Regions from separate parts of the Homo sapiens genome. Here region 2 is linked to region 1. A link is a loop called in an ENCODE intact Hi-C map of the cell type or tissue named here. Cell type or tissue: OCI-LY7. All regions are shown on one strand. Each heading gives the region's core, and the rest is flanking DNA. Links, peaks and the distances in the headings are about the cores only.

Region 1 (9,049 bases), core at 423-8,422:
TAGACACATTCTAGAGCCACAAGCCCTGGATTCTATCCAAGCCATGAGGGATTTTATGCCCTAGGATTAGATTATGGTGCGGCAGGGCAGCCTTCCACCATTTAGCACAGAGCTTGGTGTTCCAAAGGCCACAAGGGGTTTTAGGCCCTGGACCCCGGACATGTTCCGAGACTCTTTTACATTATGTCAGACATGCAAGCCCTGCCTCAGCTTCTCCCAACACTCAGCTTTTCCCAACACCTGTGAATCTGTTTTCCTTTCTTTTCTATTTTTTTTTTTTTTTGAGATGGAGTTTTGTTCTTGTTGCCCAGGCTGGAGCGCAGTGGCGCAATCTCTCCTCGCTGAAACCTCCGCCTCATTGTGAATACAAATAGGATAATAATAATGAGCAGTCACGATGAATTATGGGTAACAACTTTGATGCTTTTTAAGGTTTGATAACATTCATGAAAGTCTTTGTAAACCACAAGAGTTTACCAATATCCAGGCCCTCCATTATTCTTTCTGGGTGACTCTCCACCAAAGAGAACGTACATGGCACTCCCTCCCCAGGGAGCACTTACATGGCAGAAATCCCCCACTGGATCCCGGCATTATTGCCTGCAGAATCCAAGAGGGGCAGGGCCACTAGGCAGTTAGTTGGAGCAACGGCCAAGGAGCAGATGAAACCCATGAGAAAGCCAGTCAGGCCTGAGAAGCCCACCAGCATCCGGACACAGGAAGTGACCATGATAGCACCCTGCAGCCGAAGGGGAGAAGTGCTCAGGACTGTGGGCCTCAGCGCGGCCCAGGCCACCGTAACAGTCCCGGAGGCTGCAGCCCCTAGGCGCGGCCCAGGCCACCGTGACAGTTCTGGATGCTGCAGCCCATGGTGAAATCTGGTGACCCCTAGGCGGTTCTTAGGCAGTGCAGGGGCAAAGCTGGACCCCAAAGGAACTGAGAGAAGGAGAACTCTGATTTCCCTCCTCCCTCCAGTCTGTATTTCCAACTGCGTGTTGGACTTTTTCGCTGAACAAAGCTTTTCAGGAAATAGGCTTCAAAATTAATTATTGATTGTAGTCACAATGATGATGATGTTGGCGACTCCCAACACTAGCACACTCGGTCGTGTATTGAACATCTTGCTGCAGCATTTTTCTGTTTTCCTAGTTTCTATTGCAGAGGTCGGGAAACTTTCTGGGTTTCTTTGTTTTGTTTGGTTTTGTTTTGTTTGTTTGTTTTGACGGAATCTCACTCTGTCACCCAGGATGAAGCGCAGTGGCACGATCTCAGCTCACTGCAACCTCCGCCTCCCGGGTTCAAGCGATTCTCCTGCCTCAGCCCCCTGAATAACTGGGATGACAGGTGCGCGCCACCATGCCCGGCTAATTTTTTTTTTTATTTTTAGTAGAGACAGGGTTTCACTATGTTGGTCAGGCTGGTCTTGAACTCCTGACCTCGTGATCTGCCCGCCTGGGCCTCCCAAAGTGCTGGGATTGCAGGCGTGAGTCACCACGCCCGGCTATGCAAACTTTTTCTGTAAAGGACCAAAAAAGTGAATATTTTCAGCTTTATGCCCATACGGGCTCTGTCACAACTTTTCCAGACAAGATGTGAAGAAATGAGTGTAGCTGTGTTCCAATAAAACTTCACTTATAGACACTGACATTTGAATTTCAGATAATTCTGATGTGTCATGAAATGTTCTTCTTTTGATTTTTTTAACCACTTAAAATGTAAAACCATGCTTGGTCGTGGGCTGTCTGCTCTAAAGGAGGTGATGGGCCAGATCTGGCTCCTGGGCTGCAATTTGCCAACTTATCTGCTGGATTAAGTTTGCTTTATTTCCCCATTTTATTTTACTGTTTGGATGTTCGACTTGTTATTTTATTCTTTTAGAAGTTGCTCACAACTTTTTAATGTGAATTGTTCACTTAACACTGCCCATGGGTAAATAAAATGTCTAGTCTCCCATCAAATAGTACAGTGACCTTAGAAAACTTGAACTTCTACCACCATTCTGCTATTGTTGTCAAATATTTGTTTATTTTTCCACTGCCATTGCTCATTATTGTTTTTATTATATTTTCCTACAATTAGTGCTTATTTGGATTTACCTAGTACTGTGAAGTAAACGTTTGTGTTCCCTCAAAATTCATATGATGGTGTTTGAAGATGGAGCCTTTGGGAAGAAACTAGGTTTAGATGAGGTCATAAAGTGATATGGTTTGGCTGTGTCCCCACCCAAATCTCATCTTGAATTATAGCTTCTATAATTCTCACATGTTGTGGGAGGGACCTAGTGGGAGAACCGAATCATGGGGGTGGTTTCCCCCATACTGTTCTCATGGTAGTAAATAAGTCTCACAAGAGCTGATGATTTTATAAGGGGTTTCCCCTTTCACTTAGCTCTCATTCTCTCTTGCCTGCTGCCATGTAAGACGTGCCGTTCACCTTCCGCCATGATTGTGAGGCTTCCCCAGCCACCTGGAACTGTTTGGTCCATTAAACTTCTTTTTCTTGATAAATTACCCAGTCTTGGGTATGTCTTTATCAGCAGCATGAAAACAGACTAATACATAAGGGAAAAGCCCCTTTGATGGGCTTAGTACCCTTATAAAGAGAAGAGATTTTTCTCTGTCTTCTCTCCTCTCTCTCTCTGCATGTACCAAGGAAAGTCTTTGTGAGGACACAGCTAGAAGGTGGCCATCTGCAAGCCAGGAAAGGAGCACCCCTCAGAAGCTGACCATGCTGGCATCCAGATCTCAGACTTCCAGCCTCCAGTACTGTGAAAAAATAAATTTCAGTTGTTCAAGCCACCCAGTCTATGGTTGGTTTTTGTTTTTGTTTTGTAAAGACAGGGTCTCACTATGTTGCCCAGGCTGGTCTCGAACTCCTGGACTCAAGCAATCTTCTGGCCTTAGCCTATGAAGTAGCTGGGACTACAGACATATACAGGCACTGCACCCAGCTATAGTATTTTGTTGTGGCAGCCCAAGCTGACTAACCCACCTATGTTTTCTACCCATATGTTCCTCTGCTCACTTATAGCTTCTTTTCCACCACTCTTTCATTCGAGATTCCATTTCCTTTTTCCTGAAGTTTAGCTTTTAATAATTATTTTAATAAGGGTCTGTGACTGATAAACTCTTAGTCTTCGTTTACCTGAAAATGTCTTTATTTTGCTATCAGTGTTGCCTGATGTGGGGTTCTACAGTGGGATAGAATTCTAGGATGATAATATTTTCTCTTAGCATTTTGAAAATATTCCATTGTCTTCCAGCCTCTACCGTTGCTAGTGAGAAGGCTGCTAACTGTCCAATTGCTATTCTTTTGTAGGCATTTTTTTCTGTCTTATTACTTTTAAGATTTTTCTCTTTGTATTTGTATTGCAGTTTCATTATGATATATCTAATTGTAGACTTAATTGTTTATTACACTTGGGACTACATGTGCTTTTAAAATCTGAATATTCATATTTATCTGTTCCAAAATAGTATTAGCCATTATATCACTTCTAATACTATCACTTTTCCATTTTCTCATTATCACTTTCAGGAATTCCTGTTAGAAACATGCTGGACTTCTCAGTCTAGCTTCACATTTCTTAACTTCTGTTTCATATTTCTCATCCTCTATTTCACATTTCCCATCTTTTTATCTCTCAGTGCTGCATTCTGGATTATTTCCTTAGATAATCTTTCAATTCATGAATATCTCTTTAGCTGTGTCTAAATGCTGTTTAACTCATTAAATGCATTTTTTAATTGCAGTGACTTTATTTGTTTTTATTACTAAACTTCTATTTGGTTCTATGTTCAAATTTCCTTGTTCTTGTTTCATTTTATCTTCTAGATTATGGTTTCTATTGCTTCTTGAGTCTCTTTAATTATTTTAAACATATTGATTTACTATTATCTTTTAAATTGTTCTATTAGCTCTGGATTCTACTGATTCTCTCTCATAATACATTATTACCTGGTGTGAAATGACAAAATTTATGTCTGTGAACTCTTCTTCAGGGGCATTCTTTTTCTTCCCTGTGTCTTACGTGCTTTAGAATGTGGAAATATCCCTAAAGAATAATTGTACATTTTCTTCTGTGAGAACCACAGGTATTTTATTGGCAGGACCAGTTTTAGCTTTAATTTCTGAGCTTGCAAATCTTTCCACCACACCCATATGTGTTCACGTGTTGTAGAGTTGGAGTCCTTATTTTTCATGCAACTCCATATTCTAACACTTCCCACAGACCTCTAGGAAGAATAAAAGTTTCCTTGTTTATTCCCTGGAATGGTAGCGTTATTATTTCCCACGCTCACTGAAGTGGGTGCTCTTCCAGATCCCAGTTGATCATTACAACCCAAGCTCCTAGCCTTCGGTCCTATATCTGGGTCTGATTCTTTACCTAACCATCATAAGCCACATGATCCTGGCTATAATTCCCATCTTTGTTTCTAGAAAGTAAGGTTTTCCTCCTTGGTTTTGAACTTGATTCTGGATTTAATAACCGTTCATCCAGCATTTTCAGGTGTTGGTAATGTTTGTGGGTTCTATGTTAGCTCAAACTACCATGATACTGGAGGATGACGTTTAAATTGGTCTAAGGTGTTGAAAACTGAATTTGCCGTTTCTTCCCACGGTTTTCTACTTTTTCTGCAACCACCATTCCCGCAAAACAGAATCATCTTTCACTTTTCCCTCTCCACTACTTCTTGCATCCCAATGAGTAATGATAATCCTGTTGGTTCCATATTGCTGTCACTTTCATCTGTGGCTAGTATTGTGCTGTATAATTGGTCGGCTGACCGTCAGTGGTTTCAAACCTTGAGATGTGTGTGGATCAGTATAACTTAGTGAAACATGAGGAATCTATCTTCCCTTCCAATAGGCTGACTCGGTGAATAAAACCAATCAATCATCAATTAATAAGATGAAGTTGCAATTAGCAAGAACTTTCTCGTGTTTACAGCACTGGTGAAAAACATTGGCCCAGCAGAGGGAGCTAAAATACCACAGCTAAGACCCCAGGTTTGTGACACACTGTGTTGGACACTTGGGGGCAGTGTGGGTGAAGATGGCTCCCTTAGACCTGGGCCCTCTGTTTCAGAGCAACGATTGGCAAACTTTTTCCGTAAAAGGCCAGATAGTAAATATTTTAGAATTTGTAGGCCACATGTAGTTTCTGATGCACGATCTTTTTGTAAAACAACCTTTAAAAGCATTCTTAGTTCATGGGCCATTAAAGGAAAAGAGGTCACAGGCTGGATTTGGTCCAAGAGCCATATTTTGCAAACTGCTTTAGAGGATTCTACATATCACAAGCACAAAAGTAAACAGCAAATGTATTAAAGAAAATAAGAATGCCTCTGTCACTTGGAATCTAGTCCTCAGTGCTGGCAGGGCATGACCCAAATCCCTAAACATCCACTCTCACTACTGATACTGTTCAGGCCCCCAGGAACATTCCTTTCCATAACTGTTGTCCACCGTCCTCAAAACACAAGGCAACTGCTTCTAAATGCACTGAAGTTTTCTGTTTTTGCATTTTTAGACAGAGTCTTGCTCTGTTGCCCAGGCTGGACGGCAATGGCACAATCTCGTCTCACTGCAACCTTTGCCTCTCAGGTTCCAGAGATTCTCGTGTCTCAGCCTCCCGAGTAGCTGGGACTACAGGCGTGCACCATCACACCCGGCTAATTTTTGTATTTTTCATATAGATGGGGTTTCATCATGTTGGCCAGACTGATCTCAAACTGCTGACCTCAGGTGATCTGCCCGCCTCAGCCTCCCAAAGTGCTGGAATTATAGGCATGAGCCAACACACCCAGCCATACTGAAGTTTTTTCAGTTGTTCCATTGCAGTGATAGAGGCAGACATTGCATTAAAATACAGGAAGGATTTGAGCAGCAGAAGGGCTTAACTAGGAGTAAAGACGAATTAACTTGTCAGATCTTATTTCTTGGGAAGTAGGAAGGCAACAGATTCTTACATAAGGAATCGTAGTTCTCAGCGGGGCTGAGTGTAGGGAAACCCTGCCCTGGAATCTAGCAGAGCAGATGCCCAGTTTTAATTTGGATTTACCAAAGCCAAGTATAGGCTCCCCGGGGGACAGCAAAAAGCAACAAAAACAGGAAACCCCACAAACCCACAAACTGCATGTGTGCTGTGATTCATTCTATTGATGATACGATATGAATAGACTTCGCTGAAGAACTTCTTGATTTGGAAAAGGTAGTGCAGCACATACCGCTCTGAGATTGGACAACCGACCTGGCAAAACTCCAGGCCCCACCAGCTTGACGGGTGAAGGCCTTAGGTATATCTTGGTCTAGAGCTACATGGAACAGTTCTTTAAAGCTTGAAATGCCTTGTTAACTCTGGGTCCACCCTGAGATAAAAAGGAAGGACAGGAATTTGATGAGGCAATTGAGTCTACTTACATCTGGCTGTACTTTTGGACTATATGTCAGAGTACAGGCACATGCAAAAAGGCTGTCGTTGAAAGTAGAGAAGAGTAACAGAAGGTTCTAGCTGAAATTCACAAGTTAGGGCTCAGATTGGTCTATTGCATCCTCACAGGCACAGTGCTCCTGAGCTATGGGAAGTGTTGGTGATGGAGTCTACGCTGAATGAGGACTGACCCTGCAAAAGACAGGTGTCCAGCACTGCCATGGGGCTTTTGGTGCAGATGTGGCCCAAGGCAGCTACTCAACCACTCTGCCTTTGAAAGACCATTACCAAGCAGTCCACCACTGGGCATTGTTTGGGGTTAGACCACTAATGAATAAGCAAATAAGTGTAAATCAGAGATGTCAATCATGTCTTGAGTGATGTCAGAAAGACATTCTAATGAGGAACGGCCTGATAAACAAAATGTGTTGATTACAGGGAAATAGTCATATTCAGGAAAAAAAAAGACAATTACCCAGGAAAGATACATAATATCCACAAGCAAGTGATTTAGTCCCCATCCCCTAGGGCAGCCAAACCTCACAGTATAATCTAAATCCAGCAACAGAGACTTGGGCCCCATTGTACAAATCTTTGAATTCAAAAGCACTAGTTGGCATCTTTCTGAAGGTGGAACTCAATTAACTGGGAAAGGCTGGAACTAGAAGAATGCAACATTCTGTCCAGCCAACGGAAGGCCCCTGATAGAAGTATGGCAAGTCTAAGTCGGTCCAAAGGACCAAGGTGTGTATGACGTGGTAACTGTGCACATGCAAATCCTACCAGCAATTATACCATATGTAATTCCATGGATTCCTGGGCCATAGTTAATAAACTAACTGATCTGGCAAGTGAATCACAGAAAATGCTATTTACATTTCTTCCCTTTCATGGGACAGGACTTCATGGTTAAATTTTAGAGACTGGTTGTTCATGTTGATGCCCCTTAGTCTTAAAAAGAGGGAAGTATGTCTTTGAATGTAGTCACTAGAGTCCACAAGATGACACCTTGGGCCACAAGCCATGCACACACACGCTCACAAACAACATAATCCCCACCTCCATCTGTTGCCACTTGTGTCACCCAGGACGGTCCAGATTGCCAACAGCAATGGGCTCATGTGCCTTTGGTGGGGGAATATATTTTGAGGGTTTATGGCCCATCACAGAGCTGGCAGGCTGCCTATCCTGGACATATCGCAGAGCAAGGGAAATTTAAAGACTTAAAAAACTGGTATTGACAATGTTTCTGGTTTGAGCTTTGCCCATTCTGCAACTAAAGATCTGACCCAGAGTACTATAAAAAGACTGGCAGCCCAGATCACCCACCAACATGATATCAACTTACACATCAACAGCTCAAGGATCACTTTTCACAGCATGAACGGGGCAAGAGTAGACCAAGAAATACAATCTCAAATGACCTCTTCATATTTCACATCACTTCTACAAAGCAGCACAGTTTTGAAAAAAATTGCAATGTGTGCTTGAAGGAACAAAATGATGGTGAGAAAGACACAGAGGCCTGGCTTTCCAGGGTAGGAGAAGCACGAGAGCAAGTCAACAGCGGAGCATTGTCTAAGGCATAGGTTGAGAAATGGAGAGATAAGGAAATCTTTCCAGGACTAGGGATTTGATTGTGTTCCCTAAAGTAGGAATAATACAAATTAATTTAATTTCACTTGTTGGAACCCTGAAGGCATTTATGAGTTGTACTGATAAATCTGGTATTTTCAAGATGCACCCAACCCAGTGGAGAGGACCCAGTTACAATATACTTATTAAGTCATTTGAAGGTACCTTGGGAAGGACACATGAAGTAGGTTTAATGGTGTTACTTTTGCTGCTCAGTATTTGAAGGATAACAGAGAAGGAATCCAATACTCCTCCTTTAATAGGAGCAAGGGAATGGGCTCAGGCATCCCAGTGGGGGGAGAAAAGATGGTAGCAGAAAGAACTGGAGCCACCAGAAATACTGCTGTACCAAATGATGCTACTTTTGCCCTTTACCTTTAAAATAAGTTGCTAGTAAAATTATTTCTTAGCAATATTTTTAGATATGTCTTCAGTCTTAGATGAGAGACGATGGCATCAGAGTTGATTCTACCAAACTGGAACACATTTAATGTTATTGTCTTGATAAAACTGGGCCCAGAGTACACTTGGCTGAGCTGGATGGGCAAGGAGGAGGGACCGTTGTGAACACAGCCAATTCCTAATGTGATGCTGGCACATTAGGACATGGTCTGTTGCTTGAACTTTTATGTTAGATTAAGATTTGCATGACATTCAGTGAAATGAAAATCATGGAAATGATGATATCTGACAAAGTCTATATCAGGATATTTAACTCCAGTCACCAGTTAATGTGGTAAGCATAGGGAAAAAGTGACCCAAGGAAGTCAAACAGAACTACCAGTTGAGGAGGGACAATTATAATTAACTCTAAATCATCCCAACAGCATCATTAAAATGCTACAAATGTACCACCAGGACGGCTAAAACAAAAAAGATAGAAAATGTTTGTGAGAATGTAAAATAACTGGAGCTCACACACACTGCTGGTGGGAGTGTAAACTGGAAGATCCGCTTTGGAAATGTATTCATTAGTGCTTA
Region 2 (9,049 bases), core at 651-8,650, 430 kb after region 1:
CATCTTAAAGCGTCAACACTTGGAGAAAAACACTAACAAGGTTAACCCTCTAATTATTTCTCTTTGGCTTTGAGAACGTTGTGCAATGTGTGCCTGTACAGACATGTCCTAGTTTCCATAAGATAAGCCAACATAAAGACTACTGTGTTTATTATTTTAGGTGGAATCACTGACTTTGCACAACTTGGGGACAGTACGTTTATCATGTGGACTCCATTGGCTGACAGCGACTTGACTTTGCCAATTCTGTACCTACACGGGTAACTGCCTCTGGGGGTGGCAACTTGCTGACTGATGTAAATAGGGAGGAGTGGAAATGTGAGAGGATAAAAATTCTTGCAGATAGTACACAGAGATTTTAAAGAGCCACAGAGTCTCCATATGATGTGACGAAATGCCACTGTGTGCCTGGGAGGTTGAGTGTAGGGGCAAGATTATTACTGAGTTAGGGGGTGGATTAAGCTGTAGTTATCAGACCTGTTTGACAATCTGGGAGACAGGAACATGCTTTTAAGCATAACCTATAGTCATCTAAATGACTCATACTGAGAACCAATACTATATTATTTATTTATACTCGTGTTGACTCCCATAGGAGTCAGGGCAGCTTACATAAAATACAGCAAGAAAGTTGTAAACTAGAAGGAGGTGAGCAGGATATTCCAAAAGGGAAGGTACAGGCAGGGGAATCCAAATGGAACATTGCTGAAGCTAACACAAAACTCAACCTTGACACCGTAACACATTCCCCGAGGGTGGGACTCCCTCCCGCATCACAGTCAAATGCAGTGTCTCTAACTGGGTCTGTGGTCTGAACTGATGACAAAAACTCAGGGTGGATGGGAGGAAACATTCCCGTCTCCTTCAGTGACAAAGGAGAAGACAGCCACTTCCGGTCCAGCCTGTTCCCTGATACACAGGAAACAGGTTGGGAAACAATTTCTCTTGGTCCATCCTGTTTTACCTGATGGGCCCCTATATGTTGTAAGCTGCTGCCCTTGCAGCCTAGGTCAATGGGTAAATTCTTTGGATAATGATAGCAAGGTCACAGGTTTAAATCTCTACTCCATGATCACAGGCCCTCTCCCTGGACGGGTCCTATGGCTCTGGTGTCAGCCCGACCCTTTGGTAAAAAAACAGCTGAAGTGGACATCCCGCAGTGACCTGAGACCACTGTCCTGGTGGCACACTGGGAGCTAGAAGGATGCCCTATGTCCTGGCATCCCAAATAAGACTTACATGCCCGGCTTGGCTCCGGCCATCAAGACCATGCGCAGAGCAATGCGCTTATGCAGGTTCCACTTCTCCACGGCAGCCGCCACGCAGATGACCCCCACCAGCAGCAGCGTGGTGTTCTTGAAGTACTCCGCCGCCACCTGTAGGGAGGCCAGGCATGTCAGTCACCCTCCCGGACCAAAGACCCAGGGCCCAGCACCAGCTGGGAGAATGGGCCATACCCAATAAAACCTGTTCTCAATCAAAGAGGCTGGCGAAGGGGAGGCAGGGGGGTGAGGATTATTGAAATAGCCGCCCATCCTAGAGTCACATCTACTGAGCGTTCATTGTGGGCAGGCACTGTGCTAAGTACTTGACAGATTATTTCATTCAATCTGGCCCATAACTCTATAGGATAGATGTTCTTCTCCACTTTGGAAAACATAAAACCACTGTATTTAAATATGATGTGAATATGATTTTAAAGAATAAACACATATAATTTTATATTGATCTTTTAAAATAACCCTAGGTTTCTCCCCAAACCTAATTTTTAATGTTTTTAGAAAATATTAGAAAATTATTTTCATTTCATTTCTATTAGAAAATTAATACATACTCAGTATGGAAAACTTCAAAATATAAAAAAAGTTAAAGACAAAATTACCCTTAATCATGCTACTGTAAATACTTATAGTTTCTTCCATTTTTCCTATACCTATATAGATAAATGCATTTATACAGTATGTATACTTTTATATCTTGCCTTTTTTTCATTTAACATCATATCCTCATTATTGTTTTTCTTTGAGACAGAGTCTTGCTCAATTTTTTTTTTTTTTTTTTTTTTTTTTTTGTGAGATGGAGTCTCGCTCTGTCGCCCAGGCTGGAGTGCAGTGGTGCGATCTCGGCTCACTGCAAACTCCGCTTCCTGGGTTCACGCCATTCTCCTGCCTCAGCCTCCCGAGTAGCTGGGACCACAGGTGCCTGCCACCATGCCTGGCTAATTTTTTTTGTATTTTTAGTAGAGATGGGGTTTCACTGTGTTAGCCAGGATGGTCTCAATCTCCTGACCTCGTGATCCTCCTACCTCGGCCTCCCAAATTGCGGGGATCAGAAGCATGAGCCAGCGCACCCGGCCTTAATTTTAAAAATTTAAATAATTCCCAATAATTCTCAAGTTCCAATGAATTCCAAAAATGAAAATAGTACAAGGAATACCTATACACTCTTTTTTTTTTTCCCTGAACCATTTGAGGGTAAGTTACACACATTTTGGCTGGTCCTTTACCCCTAAATACTTCAGTGTATATTTTCCTTTCTTTCTTTTTTTTTTAAAAAAAAATTTGAGACAGGGTCTCACTCTGTCACCCAGGCTGGAGTGCAGTGGCATGATCACAGCTCACTGCAGCCTCAACCTCCCAGGCTCAGGGTATATTTTCTACGAGTAGGGATTTTCTCTTCCTTAGTGGCCACAGTACCAGTTATAAACTCCTTTCTACTTTTTAATTTAATGATGGGGAAGTTGAGACATAGGGCAGTTAAAAAGATGTTTCGCATGTTTGAGGTTCATGGACCAAATCTTTGTTGATTCTCTCACTTGGAACATTCTCTCTTTCCATCTCTGCCTGTACATTCCAATCAGACTTTGAAGCCCAGTTCAGGCCTGGCATCCTCTAGAAAAAACCTTTCTTGTGGCCCTAGCCTCTGATTCCAGAATATTCCTCCTGGGCACCATTAATTCCGCACACCACAGAGCACTTGGAGCAATGCTTGAATGATTGCTTCCTGATTGTACTGTTGTTTGTTTATTTTTGTATGTGTACTTCTCTTGTCTCTCAACTAAATTTTTCGGCTGTGAATGGTTCCCTTCTATATATCTTAACACCTAGTAGAATAATATGCAAAAGTAGATGCTCAATAAATATTTGTCACATACATGAGAATTGCTTCCAACTGGAGGAACCATACAGAAATTGAGAGGAAAAGCTATAGAAAAGTCTAACTTCTAATTGAAAAACCCTCTTAAAGTGAGAAAACAAGAACATTTTTAACTGCAGCAAAAATAAAAATTCAACAGGAAAGGAAATACATAGTAAAATACATAGCATTTGAAATAATATGTACATGATCATACTAATTTTGATTATTGAATTAACAAAAATTGTGATTGAGCATATTGGGAGGATGGTAGAAGGCGAAGTGGGGGATGTAAAAGAAAAAATCTTCCCGGGAGGCAGAGCTTGCAGTAAGCCGAGATCGCGCCACTGCACTCCAGCCTGGGCGACAGAGCGAGACTACGTCTCAAAAAAGAAAACAAAAAACAAAAAGAAAAAATCTTCATCTGCTATAACAAGAAGTCAACTGATAGCCGCTTAAAGTGAGAACTCAAGGACTAATATAAGAATATCATATGGGAATGGAGCTTAATGACAGAAGAAGCTGTTAACAAAGTTACAAGTTATTGACTCTGAGGGTGGGGTGGGACTTGGTAGGGGGGGAAGTGGGAGGGATGAGGAAAGAGACTGCTGACTTTTCATTATAAGCGTTCAGTATTAAAGTATTTGATTTTTAAACTTTGTGCACGAAACACTTTGATAACATCAAAACCAAAATAAAGGCAGGCTGCTCCATCTCTCCTTTCTCTCTTTTGCCCTATGGACATTTCATTGCATCTGGTTGATGAGGGTTGTGTAGGAGAAGGGACATCTGCCCTCACTGTGACCATTTCCTGGGGGGAAAAGCCCCTGCTTCTGGTTAACCCAGTGTTTGTCTCTAAGCCCATTCCTCAGCGGACTACTGTCACGAATGCCCCCTGGGGGCAGGGAAGGCCCCCTGCTCTGGACAGCTTGTGACTCCGTGGCAGAGTCCACTCTGAGAGGGCGGTGATCATGGTGGTGGGGGCGGGGGTGGGGTTGGGGGAGCGGCCCCCTAGCGGGAGCAGGAGGCACTGCAGGATTGTCCTAGGGAAGTGGTTGAACTTGGAGGTTCAAGGGCCTTTCTCACTGCCTGGTTACTTTCCCAGGCTTTGTGGAGGCGGCTTTGTGGCACAACTGGAGCTTTATTTTCTTGTCTACCGAGGAGAGAAACCCACAGAAGATGCGGGACCGTTGTGGGAGATGGTCTTTCCACCAGCCCCATGACACAGCCCTGCGAAGCTTTTCAAGTCAGTGCGACTGGGGTGTCTTTCCCCAGGGACTGACTGACAAGAGCTACGTTTTCTGCCTCTATCATATCCCATTCTAGAACACCGGTTTGGCTGTGATGGCCTTTTAGGATGCTCAGTGCCTAAATGACAGGTAGGCCACTTTCTCTGGGTTCCACTTGGAGGCAGAGGAAAGCAACCAGGAATATGGAGAGCCTTCTAGTGCCGGCATTTTGCATGTTGCATTCACTTTCTCATTTGAGCTCCACAGCAGTGCTATGAAGCAGCACTATCCGTATCTCAGTTTACTGATGAGGAAACTGGGGGTTTAGGGAGCATCTCCCAGGTCACAGTGTAAGGGCAGAGGCAGGATACCACTTCAGGGCCATCTGAATCCGAAGCCTCCTAGACAGCCTGCCACACGGTGAGCCGACTGGAAACCCCCATCTGATTCAACTCTAGGGGGATTTTCTGGGTCTCCCAGACAGCATGAGCTGGCACACATTTCTTGTCGTGTTTTTGTTTTTGTTTTTGTTTTTTTGAGACAGAGAGTTGTTCTGTGGCCCAGACTGGAGTGCAGTGGCGCAATCTCGGCTCACTACAACCTCTGCCTCCTGAGTTTAAGCAATTCTCCTGCCTCAGCCTCCCAAGTAGCTGGAGCTACAGGTGCTTAGAAAAACTAAGGAAACCTCCTTAGTGAAACCACTACACCTGGCTAATGTTTTTGGATTTTTTTTTTTTTTTTTTTTTTTTTTTTTTTTTTTTTAGTAGGTACGAGCTTTAACCAGCTTGTTGGCCAGGCTGGTCTTAAACTCCTGACCTCAAGTGATCTGCTCATCTCAGTCTCCCAAAGTGCTGGGATTACAGGCATGAACCATTGCACCCAGCCCACTGGTACACATTTTTTATCTTCATTTATAATCGCAGTCCTGACACTGGCCTTAAATGCCCAGGGCAGGGCCAGTCTGAACTCCAGGCCCAGCTTCAGTGGGATATTGGCTCTGTGCTGGGTGTTTGGTGGGCTCAGCTCTATTCTCATGTCTTTCCTGCTCCCTTGTAAGTGATACTATGTGCTCGGGAGACACGGCCTGGGGCTCAGGATATAGTTTGTGATTACAGAGGTAACATCACTGAGTGGGGAAGAGGGAGGACTCTGGAGTCAGCCGGGACTCCACTGTGTGACCCTAGACAAGGTATTCAGCCTCTCTGGGCTTCATTTTCTCATCTAAAAAAAAAAAAAAAAAAGGAAGGAAGGTTATGTGAGTCCCTACCTCATAAGGTTATTACAGAGATTAAATGACACGTGCAAACCAGCTGGCATGGCCTGCCACATTGATGGCCAGGATCCCTGGTGACTCTTCCTGTTGTGAAGTGCTCCATCTAAAGGCTGAGCTGGTTTGAGGCCATTAGCACACAGAGTGGGCTCATCCATGCACAGAGCAAAGCCACAGGGCTGCTTTTTCATTTTTAGAAATTAAAATTCTGTTCAGTGGTGTTGTTTATTAGTTTTCTAGCCCATTGATTTTTCTTTCACAATAACACCTGGGTTATTCAGAGCCTCCCAGGGAACACCAGACTTCCAAGATTCTCGAGGATGATTGTTATTGTTTTCTAGAGTGTGTTGCAGATTTCCTGCCTTTATCAACAGAGCCTGTGCATTCTCCCCGGCTTCTTGTGAGACATGTGCCAACTCTCCCCATCATAGCCTCTGCCCAGGGAGCCTCTTATCGCTCTTGCCCTTGGCTAGCTGTCCAGGCTGCTGGTCCTTCTCTGGTCCCTGGGTCTGCATTTTGCTGGTTTCCCGTCTCATTCTTAGGCGGCTGCATTTTCCCGATGTGAGGATGCTTGCCATTAGCATTCCTTTCCCCATTTTATAATTTCCCAGACTCACATCCTGTGAGCTGGGAAGCCAGATAACGAAGATTGTTAGAGTTTTTTGTAAAGAGAAATTAGATTCTAAATGGCTGTTCCTCCCCAGGAGTAAAGTGCATGGATTTTAGGACATTTGCATGGTGGTTTGATTGCTTTTTCTGCTTTTCTGCTCTGTGGTTTTTCTCAGTATGCCACATCACTGAACTTGGAGAGCAGAGGTGTTTCTGGACTGTGTTTTAGGAAAGATGGGCTCAAGGAGGTCCCCTTGACAAGGAATAGCTATAGCAATCTTGGGCTCTGAAGTTCAGATGAGTTACCTGCTATTGGACAAGCTAATGAACCTCTGTACCTCTGTCACCAATTTTTTAAGGGCCACAGTGATGCTACATAGCTAATTTAATCTGCTGTGACATGGGCTTTACACATAAGATAATGCAGGTGGGCTCTTATTTTTTTTTAATTATGTGTTTTTTATTTTATATATTTTTTGAGACAGAGTCTCACTCTGTTGCCCAGGCTGGAGTGTAGTAGCCTGATCTCGGCTCACTGCAACCTTGGCCTTACAGGTTTAAATGATTCTCCTGCCTCAGCCTTCCCGGTAGCTATGACTACAGGCACCCACCATTGTGTCCGGCTAATTTTGTATTTTCAGTAGAGACGGGGTTTCGCCATGTTGGCCAGGCTGGTCTTCAACGCCTGACCTTGTGATCCTCCCACCTTGGCCTCCCAAAGTGCTGGGATTACAGGTGTGAGCCACTGTGCCCAGCCTCATCTGAACAATTTTGCAGTGAAATTCTCTGAACCCTGGGAGCAGATACCTGGCCTGGCTCCCGCTCAGTGCTAAGCTAAGCCCTGCCAGGGCTGAAGCCCCACAGGACTCCATTCCAGTTAGTGTCCAAGCAGCACAGCCAAGCCAGCAGTGTCTCCTTTCCACCTTCCCTGGGGGCAGGAATGCTGTTTCTGCCGGGTAAGCCCCTAGCAGGGGCTCAGACACCCTTCTCATCACCTGATTTGCATTCCTGGTTCCATCTGTTTTATATATTGAGTCTTCTAAGATTTGGTTTAAAGAAAAGGTTTCATTGCTTAAAAAAACATTCTTTGCAAATCCTGCCCTAGAGAAGTCTAAAGTAGAGAGACCCAGATGGGTGCTGGCATGACCCAGAAGCTGGCCCAACTCCTGCATGACTGGAGACACTGATTCATAACCGCCACCACCCCTGCCCAGTTTCTTCTTTGGGACTGTATGAACTACCCAGATGGGGAAGCTGAGGCAAGGGTCTGGGCTCTGAGCCACGAGCCAAGGGGCTGCTGGTCAGGTGGTGGTTCACAGGGAGCTGCTCTTCCCCCCAGAAACATTAGCTTGGTCTCGAAAGGCTGCAAGGTCTGTAGGCTCCCACTGAAGGCCCAGTGTGGAGCTCAGCCCTGGGGCTGCGTCTGGGTGGCTGAGGGTGAGGGCAGCCTGGGGTTCAGGCAGGTGGCCAGCTGGATGTCCAGCCCACATGCCCACGGGCCCGCATGCAGAGGACCGGTCAGCCTCCATGGCGAGGAGAGATGGGAAAGGCAGAGCTGAGAGTGCTTTATGAAATGCCCCCAGGCTTACTCAAACAGAGAAAGTCAGGGTAACGAGTCAGAGGGCAGGAATCTGGCGGGTCAGAAAGATCAGGAGCCAGCAGGGAAGCGGATTGATGACAGCCGACTCCGGCGGCACCAGGCGGCAGCGGCTGCGGGTTATCCCAGCGGGCGCAGCCTGTACTCCTCTCCTGCCCCTGCGGGAGCTGGAAGCTGAGTGACACCAGCCCGAGGCCTGCAGCGCAGGGCCAGAGACCGCTGGCTGGGCCCAGGTGAGAGTGTGTGTGAGTGTGTATGTGAAAGTGTGTGTATGTGTGTGTATATGTGAGTGTGTATTTGTGTATATGTGAGTGTGAATGTGTGTGAGGGTATGAGTGTGTATGTGAATGTGTGTGTGTATGATGTGTGTGTATAAGTGTATGTGTGTGAGCGTGTATGAGTTTATGTGTGTATGCGTGTGTGAGAATGTGTGTATGAGTGTGTGAGAGTATATATGTGTATATGGGTATATAAGTGTGTATGAGTGTATGTGTGCATGAGTGTGTATATGTGAGTGTATGTGTGTATGTGTATGTGTATGAGTGTGGGCATGTGTATGAGTGTATGAGTGTGTGTGAGTGTACGTATATCTAAGCATGTGTATGTGTGTGAGTAAGTGTATGTATATGTGAGCGTGTGTATGAGTGTATGTGTATGAGTGTGTGAGTGTGTATGTGTGAACATGTGTGTATGAGTGTGTGTATGAGTGTGTGAGCGTGTGTATGAGTGTGTGAATGTGCATTAGTGCATATGAGTGTGTGTATGTGTATGTATGAGTGGGTGTGTAGGAGTGTGTATGTGAGTGTGTGAGTGTGTGCCAGTGTGTGTGCTGGGGAAAGGATAGAGACAAAGAGCACATGCAATTACTTCCTGAAGTACACCCTAACCCTGGGCCTCCTGGAGAGCTGTTTGTTCCCAATCCCCAATATCCAACCCATGCTTTCTACTTCACCGGAGAGCCCTGTGGTGCCCACCTCTATGCCATTCTCCTATAGACAGTAAATCTTAGTTAACTTGATTGACACAGGTATCATGCCCAGGCTATAAACTTTTGGAGCAACACATTAGAAGGGGCTTAGAGGACTTCAGAGGCAGATATAATGACGGTAAGTGAGAGTCACAATGGAGCCAAAATAAAAACAAACACACACAAACCTAAAATACAGGACTAATCAGCAGAGGAAGTAGCAGCTGGATGCTCACAAGATC

The links. Hi-C counts contacts between places; a loop is a spot of excess contacts. Peaks named below come from ENCODE experiments on the same cell type or tissue, not always from the same donor. Only the 100,000 strongest peaks of a DNase experiment are listed, where the experiment ranks them.
Region 2: a loop joins it to region 1, with 4 times the contacts of the local background. A loop is called at or near these places in 2 of 110 quality-filtered maps.

The regions. Positions count from the first base shown.
Region 1 is chr7:135,276,659-135,285,707 of GRCh38, forward strand. The region is part of intron 3 of LOC107984123 (a long non-coding RNA gene); the gene reads right to left. It also overlaps the pseudogene SLC23A4P. Among named protein-coding and RNA genes, the nearest start is that of STRA8, 47 kb to the left of the region's middle. In OCI-LY7, for the core only: a CTCF peak has its summit at 4,990 (motif pointing right); a DNase peak (open chromatin) is centred at 5,023.
Region 2 is chr7:135,706,875-135,715,923 of GRCh38, forward strand. SLC13A4 (solute carrier family 13 member 4) reads right to left here. Exons shown (of 16, transcript NM_001318192.2): 3 at 1,240-1,376. LOC105375521 (a long non-coding RNA gene) reads left to right here. Exons shown (of 5, transcript XR_928021.3): 5 at 161-1,722. Among named protein-coding and RNA genes, the nearest start is that of SLC13A4, 17 kb to the right of the region's middle. RefSeq lists an enhancer at 7,731-8,597. In OCI-LY7, for the core only: CTCF peaks have their summits at 4,169, 4,371 and 5,796; DNase peaks (open chromatin) are centred at 4,167 and 5,727.